Regions from separate parts of the Homo sapiens genome. Here region 2 is linked to region 1. Evidence: chromatin contacts called from ENCODE Hi-C or POLR2A ChIA-PET data. All regions are on one chromosome and are shown on one strand. Each heading gives the region's core, a stretch centred on a gene start or an enhancer-like site at or near the end of the contact. The rest is flanking DNA. Distances are from core to core; before and after follow the strand shown. Region 1 overlaps SLX4IP (SLX4 interacting protein). Region 2 overlaps SLX4IP (SLX4 interacting protein).

What was found. Hi-C counts contacts between places; a loop is a spot of excess contacts on that map. ChIA-PET counts read pairs that join two places held with the same protein, here RNA polymerase II (POLR2A). Pooled maps may share reads with other maps.
Region 2: a pooled map shows a loop between it and region 1 (2.3-fold over the local background). The contact joins two enhancer-like sites. A Hi-C loop is called at or near these places in 6 of 50 pooled maps. POLR2A ChIA-PET finds 5 or more read pairs at or near these places in 2 of 52 experiments (MCF 10A and activated T-cell).

What each region holds. Positions count from the first base shown.
Region 1 is chr20:10,509,700-10,514,501 of GRCh38, reverse strand. All of the region lies in intron 2 of SLX4IP (SLX4 interacting protein), which reads right to left. Among named protein-coding and RNA genes, the nearest start is that of SLX4IP, 77 kb to the right of the region's middle. RefSeq lists enhancers at 2,567-2,861, 2,602-3,081. Within about 2 kb of position 2,866, at least 29 of the 41 ENCODE cell types and tissues checked have a DNase peak (open chromatin) inside an H3K27ac peak, as active enhancers do.
Region 2 is chr20:10,607,675-10,612,283 of GRCh38, reverse strand. The region is part of intron 6 of SLX4IP (SLX4 interacting protein); the gene reads right to left. Among named protein-coding and RNA genes, the nearest start is that of MIR6870, 40 kb to the left of the region's middle. Within about 2 kb of position 1,850, at least 12 of the 41 ENCODE cell types and tissues checked have a DNase peak (open chromatin) inside an H3K27ac peak, as active enhancers do.

The DNA of each region.
Region 1 (4,802 bases), core at 1,617-4,116:
CTGACCAGAATGCTCAAACAGGAAAGCTAACTGTTTGCAGATTTTTGCACTTGGTGCCCTAATGTCAGTTAAAATGTGGAATACAAGAGGAAAGAATTTAGCCAAGAGCTTAACAGAACAGAGAAAGAAGTTGGGGCAAGAGTCAGGCAAACAGGAAACATCCTCTCATTTGTCCTGATGCCAAAACGAACTTAAGACAGTTGTCCTGGGGCAACATTCAAAATCTGGGAAAATGCACCAAATAGAATACACCTCAAAGGATACATTTTAAAAAGTTGGGGCCAGGAGGCATATTCACCGGTTTCCCACTCTCACCTCCCACTCCCCGGTAGAGTTTTGTAACCAAACCTAGAGGCACCCTTCTTTGCACTTTTCTTTGAATGAGTAGCTTGCAAAAGCTCCAAATGACTGTCCTCATTGTGGTTAGGGTCACTGCTTTGGAAAATGTACAAAAAAATACCACCCAGAAATAATAAGAGCTGATGGGAATTATTTTTAAAGATTTCCTTTTGGCATAGGTTTATCTAAAGAAGGCAACTCCCCTCCCTTTGAAAATTATGTACAACTTGGTGTTCTCCTTAAATCACTGAGCTAGAAGTAGGGGGCCTAAAGTATAAGAGTCCAGAGACTAGTGTGGGCCACTCTCCCTCCACTGTCCTCGCTAGAAGCCACAGGTGTCCCACAGAGATGCACATCTTAAGTGCCAGGCAGATGCTGTGCTGCATACTGACTACTCTGCTGCAGAGGGGCAATGGCCAGTGATAGGCACAGCTAGGACTCCTCCAGTCCTTCTAGCCCTTGGGCCCAGCCAGACAAAACCCTGGGAATGCCAGAGGCAGCTCTAATGCAAAAGGCAGCCTCCTACTCTTCCTAAATCCAAGGATGCCCTTGCCCACCTGGCATCTTCTGCCCTCAAGTCTCTCCAGTGCCCTGAGATTTCTCTTAACCAGCAGGCCTAAGGATTTTGTAATGAAAAGGTGCAGCTAATACCCCCGACTTCCATGATGTTTGTACCTAAGATGGATAGGATGAGAGGTATGTCTTCCACCTCTTAACCTCATCCCAATCTTCTCCTGCTTTGATTTGACTGATTTATTAGATTTAATTATTTCACACCTGTTCAATCTCCCAGCTTGGGTTCTGGAGCCAGACAGTGTAGGCCTGAATCCAAACCAAATTTCCAGCTCTGTGACCCTAGGCAAATTTCCTAAGCTTCTGTGCTTCAGTTTCCTCGTCAGTAAAACTGAAATAATAATCATACTTAACTCCTGGGGTTAGCAGCTGTTTCCTAAGATAGGCCATATATAAAGCCTTTGGTACAGTGTCCAGCACACAGGCACTACTCCCAAAAAGTAAGCTAGGGATGCTCCTCTAGGAGGTCTTCGTTTTCCCTCCTTGAGTTTTCCTTCACTGCCAGGACCTCTTCCTGGACTAGGACAGGATAGAAATCTATGGAAAAGTCACCTGATGCAGAAAAGTTCTGTTGTAACAAAAAATGACTGACCATGGTAAGGACATAAACCAAAGTTTCTATTTCACCTTAGTCTCATTAAGAAATTTAAAGTGGCTGGGTGTGGTGACTCACACCTGAAATTCTACCACTTTGGGAAGCTAAGGCAGGAGGGAGAAGTGCTTGAAGCCAGGAGTTCAAGACCAGCCTAGGCAATAACAACAACAACTATATATATATATATATATATATATATATATATATATATATATAGAGTGTGTGTGTGTATATATATACATAAAATATATATACACAATACATATACTATATATAAAATATATATACACTATATATACTATATATAAAATATATATACACAATATATATACTATATATAAAAAATACTATATATACTATATATAATATATAATACTATATATATTTTATATATATATAATGTATATATACACACACCTATATATATATAAAATTAGACAGGGATGGTGGGGCACAGCTGTAGTCCTAGCTACTTGGAAGGCTGAGGCAGGAGATCATTTGAGCCCAGAAGAGGTATGATTGTACCACTGAACTCCAGCCTGGTTGACAGAGCAAAACCCATCTCTTTAAAAAAAAATACTTAAAGTGACATAATACCAGGATGACAATACGTTAATTTATTGACCAAGACATTTTTGAAACTAAAAAGGGGTGCTATTAATAATTATAACAAAACATCTAGGATTCTCCTACTTAGCACCCACTTGTAAATTCTTTCTCATTATCAAGAAAAACCCCATTAAGTGAAAATTATAAGCCAAGGTCAAAACCCAGCTGTTGCCTGTTTTTGCAAATAACATTTTACTAGAACACAGCCATGCTCACTTGTTTACATATTGCCTATGTCTGCTTTTGTGCAATAATGGCAGAGATGAGTTAATGCAACAGAAACTCTATCACTCACAAAGTCTAAAGGATGTATTATTTGGCTATTTACAGAAAAATTTTGCCAACCCCTGTTCTAGACTCAAGTAACTCAGAGACATTGCTTTCCAATCCCATAATCTCACATTTGTATGCTATTATCTGACAAGAAAAAAATACCAAATTACTTCTCTTATGATAGGCATGAGTTTTTACTATGCAACAATTTCATGTTAAATTTCAATAAATTTTAGTTTCATACTTAATGAACATTATTACACATGGAATGGTCAAAGGAACTCAACTATTTACTAGAGAAGAAGAAAACCACTGTGGTCTCCACACACAGGAAGGGCTGTCACGTGAAGAGGGTGAGTCAGCACCGTGTGGTGACTCAGCACTCTGCTCTCAGTCTGGCCACCTAACTGTGGGTCCTTACGTTTTCCAAGTGTCATCTGCGAAGCTGGGGTAGTAAGAGTACTTTCCTCACAGGGAGGTGGTGAGCATCAAAGAAGATGGAACACGTCCAGCTGCTGTACTGCTTTTCTTAAATTAGTCATTTGTGCTTGCTGTTACTGGTGAAGAGCTGGACATACTCTGCTGGCAAAATTAAAACAGCTGGAGGTAGGTTTCAAGGAGGCAGATTTCAGCTTTCAGCTCAACTTAAGGAAAAGCCTGATCGCCTTACTGTCTGCCTGGGAGTCAGGTGAACAGACAGTCTCATGGAGTTCAACATCCCTGACAGTATCCCTAGGGCAGTGTGAGCCCCATGGCATGGAGGATTCAGAAGGGATTGCAGGAGAGTGAGGATCTGACTAAGACTGCCAGTGCCATGTGTTTTTATCTGAGACTATGATGAAGAAAGCTTTGGGAACGCACACCATCAGCCCCATCTTAAGAACGGGGAAATATGTAGGATACACCAGAGAGTAAATAGGTGTCAGCAGATTATGAGAACAACATATTGCAAACTTTTTAAGTTTTAAAGGACCACCATCAACTCAGAACAGAATAAGGACACAACTTGGTTCCATTTTGCCAAAAAGGTAAATGGAGGGACAAGAACACGGCACCAAAGCCAGGTTCTCTGATAAAGTCACCCGGGAAGCGGCCCTGTCTCCAACAACAGGCCCAGTGGTTTTGGCTGGCAGGGTCCTTCAAAGGTACAGTGTGCCCAATTCATGCTGCGTCCATTCACCCTGGGCCCATTAATAATTTGCCAGGCACCGCCGGGTGCGATGGCTCACGCCTGTAATCCCAGCACTTTGGGAGGCCAAGGTAGGTGGATCATGAGGTCGAGAGATCGAGACCATCCTGGCGAACATGGTGAAACCCTGTCTCTACTAAAAATACAAAAAGTTAGACATGCATGGTGGTGGGCGCCTGTAGTCCCAGCTACTTGGGAGGCTGAGGCGGGACAATCACTTGAACCCGGGAGGTGGAGGTTGCAGTGAGCCGAGATTGCGCCACTGCAGTCCAGTCTGGTGACAGAGCGAGACTGCATCTCAAAAAAAAAAAAAATAATAAAAATAATAATAATAATAATAATAACAACAATAATTTGCAAGGCACCTAAGGCCATGGCCAGGCTCTCTTTCACTGCAGCTTGCTCTATCTTTAGTAGAGCTGGACAGGCTCCACCAGCAGGGCTCCGTGCTCCCCGCTGATACTAGCAGGAAGCAAGATACTTGACTGCACAATGGGCCTGTGGCCCCAGCTGCCCATTATCCAGGATGAAAGGTGTGTGTGGCCACAAGGAGTATGGCTCATGCACTCTTTAGCACCCTAAGGGCTTGGGGATCATTTGTTCAGTCTGAATACAAATCAAGGGTAAAAACCACATGGCAGTGTCACAGACATGACAGATGTAGTATCCAGTGCATGGACGGCACACAGCCTCTTTCCCTTCACCAATCAAGAAGAGTGACTAGTAAATGCTTTGACCATTTTCTTCTTTTAAAAAGGAAATTTTAAAAATTTAAAATTATATTGTTATTCTTCCTTTTAATTCTGCCTGTTTGACTTAATATTATAACATTAGGCTCAAAAATGACCAGTGACTTTTTCAATGACCTTGTTATTTAAAATTCTGTACACAGAATGTTAATAGCTGCATAATATTCTATTATATTGCTGTGTCAAAATTTATTCATCAGGCTGGTGCAGTGGCTCACACCTGTAATCCCAGCAATTTGGGAGGCCGAGGCAGAAGTTTGAGGCCAGCCTGGGCAGCAAAGCAAGGCCCTGCCTCTAAAGAAATTTTTAAAATTAAAAAATAGTTAGGCATGGTGGTACACACCTGTAGTCCCAGATACTGGGAAAGCCGAAGGGGAGGACTGCTTGAGCCAGGGCTTTGTAGTGAGCTATGATCGCACCACTGCATTCCAGCCTGGGCAAGAAAGTGAGACTCTGTGGCTTAAAAAAAAAAAAA
Region 2 (4,609 bases), core at 601-3,100, 99 kb before region 1:
TCTCATCTACCTTACAGGACTGTTTGGGAAATTTAAATGCAGTGAGGTGTAGGAAGCAACTTTGGAAACTGGAGAGTGTTGAACACATTTTCAAATGTGATGCCTTCACAAACCATGTGGGGCTGGAGAGAAGGCAAGAGTGCCTTGTATTCATGAAGAACTCATATGATTCCCAAAGTCCTTTTCCCAACATCTCATCTGGTCCCCAAGGAGTATTCATCAGGGCAGGTATTGTCACTATGTGATGGATGAGAAGAATGAGACCCACAAAGACTGAGGCCGTGCATGTAGTCAGGGGCAGAAATGAGTCTAGGAGGCCTGCTCCCTGTGCAGTAGTACTCTCTTCACTTTGCCCAATGGCCACAGTATCATTTGCCATCATGGTTAGATATGGACTTATAGAAAGAGAAGAGCACTTTGGCTCCAGTCCTCTCTTGGTCACTACCTGACTGTGATATTTGGACAACTGACATATTCTCTGAGCACCAGTTTCTTCATCTATAAAAAGAGAGATGATAATAATGCCTCTATGGTGGATACTCATTCAGTTCCTGGAAGCAATGCTCAGATTTTGTCCTGGAAAATCACATCTTCAACCCCCATCCATGTCCATGCATTTCAAGAGACCTTGTTTCCCTACCTGACTCCAGAAACTGGCCTGTGGCTCAGGCCAATCAAACTACTGAACTAACAAGCCTCAAAGAGATGCATCAGCCACAGCTGTCCTGGCAAGAGGCCTCACCTCCCCCTGCTGGAAGGATATGGACCTGAGGCTGCCGGGACCAACCACCACACATAAGCTGAGAGTGAAGCCAACACAGTGGAATCTGGAGCCAAAGATGGTGAGAAATGGAGTCTTAATGATATTCTTTGTGTCTCTGATCAAGCTGTACCTAAAGCCTGGACTTTTCAGGGGCATGAGACAAAAACCTTCCTTTTTTGGCTAAGCTGCTTTGAGTTGGCCTTGCTGTCTCGTGAAAATGAAAAGGTTCAAGACTGATACAATCTCTTCTCAGGTTTGTTGCACTGAATAGGTTATTGTATGCGACAGCCCTCTGCAAATAATTAAAACCTTCTGCCAACAATAAAAGCAGATTAAAAGTGTAATATATTATCAGCTTATTTGGGGGGCATATAATAATGTTAAAGTATGAAACTGGAACATTTTAATTTGTAATGAGGCAAAAAGAACGTTACAACCATACTTTAGTGGACACCTCATGATTTTCAGGAGCATCAGCGATGTGAAATATGACACATAAGAAAGCCTCAGTTAGTTACAGAAAAGCAGTGCAAACAGAGCATGAATGACAATGACTACAATCCCAGACCACAAGGCAAAATGGCTGCGCAGAAGCCACCTGTCTTTAAAATGAAGAAGTCTCTCTTTCCTAAATTTCACTAATAATACTTTTTAAATTTTTTGATAATAACTAAGTAAAAAGGGCAAAACAGGTGGGACAGAGTCGCAATGAATAACGAAAAGAAAAGATGGAAACACACAAGCATGTATGTATTGACTCAAGGGAACTGAGGCAAACAGGAGGTGAAATGAAAAGTGGCATCGCATGAATTCCACTGGGACTGAAGTTGTTTTTCTCTAAAGATGACAATGATGATGGACATTTGTTCTGAGACCAAAGGCAAAACACTTGGCACAGGGGCTAGCACCTGGTATGTGAGTCCACGTGAGACATGCACGAGGCAGACATGACCTTCCCCATTTCAGACTTGAGGATACTGATGCTCTGGATGGCCAAGCCATCTGCCCAGTTCCCACAGTGAGGGGCAAGCCTTCATTCCACACGTGTCTGGCCCAGAGTCCGTCCTCTGAGGACTTCACTTCTCTGCCTTCCCATGAAAAGGGCGGGTCTCTAAGGGGAAGTGAGCCAGGGCTGCTGATAATGCTGTCATTTGGGTTAGTAGTGAATACTCTCATTTTCTCTTTAAAATTATTTTTTAAAAGTTTTCTTTTCTTCTGAATTGATGCCAGTGAAGCTCTTGTGTAGATCTGGGGAAGCACCCATAAGTGGCTGCAAACAGTATCACCCTAAACATGAAATCGGTGAAAATAATCAAGGAAGTTATTTTGCAGGAAGTATACATTTCACAGGGATTTTCCAGTTTACATTCACCTACCCTCAAGAACCTAAAAATATATCCTGACCAACCTTAGCCTCTATGCTCAAATCTCTGGTGCCAAACAAGTGTGACAAACTTGGACATTTTGAAGAATTTATGGGTTTGGGCCAACACTTGACATTGTGAGGCTTATCAACTGTTCTGAGAATTGGATAGAAGCTATTTAACTTTGACCAGAAAAAAACATAAAAATACACATTTTTTTTTTAATTTTAAGGAATTCATGAATCATAGGCTAGTAACTCCAGTTTAAAAGTAGAAGGGAAACATCTGTAAAAAATAGAGAAAACATACTAGGAATTATCCAAGGCAGAGTTGGGCCACTTTAGGAGGTCTTCTTGTTAAAAAAAAATGCCTTCTCTGACAAAGGCCTGTGGTTGAAAAGTGCCAACACCTGTGGGAAGGTAGACAGACCTCTTTCGGGATGATGAAAGAAGGATAATGTCTTTCCTAACATCTCACCTGACTGAGCATGTGGGCCTGAACAGGGACATGGTGGAGAGAGGTGGGTAAACATGAAGTCCAGCTGCGCAGGGAGTAGGGCTAACCAGGAGAGAGCCCACAGTAGCCCTGGGCACTGATGGGAAAAGGGTCTAAGAGCTAGAGAGAACACACCACAGATGATTGTCTCATTTCAAAATTCTGCTCTGAGCTGGCCTTCTGCCCAGGGATGTGGAAGGAATAGCTCTTGCCATTTCCCTGAGATACAGATACTAAGGCCTCCTCTTTCCAAGACTCAGAGCTCATGATAGTAACAGCTTTTGTGAACTAGTCTGGGAACCTCATCCCGTTATGACACTGTATCCTTGGGAAAATGAGTATTGAATTCTAAATCATCTGCTAACTAATGAACTCTCTGTGCTATCACTGTGGGTGTTCTGATGAAGATGGGCTTTTAGGAATTCAAGCCTGAGAAGTCTGCTGTCTCTTGATTCCTACGTACTTTAGAGAGGTGACTGGGTTTTTCCTCCAAAGCCGTATCTCAATGTGAGTCTGCTGGCAGCTACTGGAAATCGAAGGTGTTGAGCTGGGTGGTCGCTGCTCCTTCTCCTCCTCCTCTTCCTCCTCTGGATGTTGGTTAACAGAACTCCCACTGAAGGTCACAAGTTTTTGCCTTTAGCGTGTCTCTTTCTCCAGCACTGACTGGCTGGCTAAATGGGGGTTTATCACTTAACTCTTTGGTACTTTAGTTTTTATAGCTGCAAAATAAAGTTGAGCTGGCAAGTGGAGAAAATAATTAGGGAGTCGAGTTTCTTGGGAAAATATTAATAATATAAGCAGAATGATAGTGTCAGGTATTTTTCTCCTTTCAAGCAGGAAGGAGAAGATTGTACAGCAGTCTGTTAATGTGGCGTTAATTGCATTTAAATGAAGACTTCTTCAGAGAAGAAAGGAAATGATGTTGATAAAAATTAATACTGTATAAGTGCCTTAGACTTTCTATGACCTTTTTTTTTTTTTTTTTTTTGAGACAGAGTATTGCTCTGTCACCCAGGCTGGAGTGCAGTGGTGCAATCTCGGCTCACTGCAAGCTCCGCCTCCTGGGTTCACACCATTCTCCCACCTCAGCCTCCTGAGTAGCTGGGACTACAGGCGCCTGCCACCACATCCGGCTACCTTTTTTTTTTTCCTGTATTTTTAGTAGAGATGGTGTTTCACTGTGTTAGCCAGGATGGTCTCGATCTCCTGACCTCGTGATCCGCCCGCCTCGGCCTCCCAAAGTGCTGGGATTACAGGCATGAGCCACCGCGCCTGGCCTTCTATGACATTTTAATATTCATTATTTCACTTGCTCTTTAGGAAAACTTGAGAACGCTGTACAGAAAGTATCATGTTTACCTTTGCTTAACAAGTTAGGTGACTAGTGCTCTTGTGAAGCCAGATGACTTGTGTAAGGTCATCAGTGAATAAGGGGAGAGGCAGTGGTCAAAGCCAGGTCTTTACATTTTAACTCAAATCCCTTTTCCAGTTGTTCTATTCCCCACCACGTTTTTCCTAATCAAATCTATCAAAGGGTTCATCAATGGAGATCACGGGCCTCTGCACAGGCAAAGATACACTATGAGAAAAAAACCACAAAGGATTGGGGATGGAGATACATCCTATTCCAACTTATCCTATCTAATGATCCTCATTCATTTAACCTATCCTATTCTACTTCAGCAAAGGGCAGGTTCCCTTGCAGGAATGGCAGTGGTGGGAGGAGGCACAAACCATGTTTTTCACAAATACTGGCTAAACATTTGGGAAGATTTCATTATTAAGAAAAGAGAACAAATTTCATTATTAACAAAAGAGAACTCAGGTTACTGTAATATACAAGCAAAAGACAATCTTTTAAAAAATGATCTCACCCTAGAGATTTTTTTTTTTCTTATTTTCTCCATCTTAGTCTAGAGAAACTAACCAACAGAGGACATCTTCATCCTCACTACCAGCATTTTCAGAGGGTCATCTCTCTGCCAGT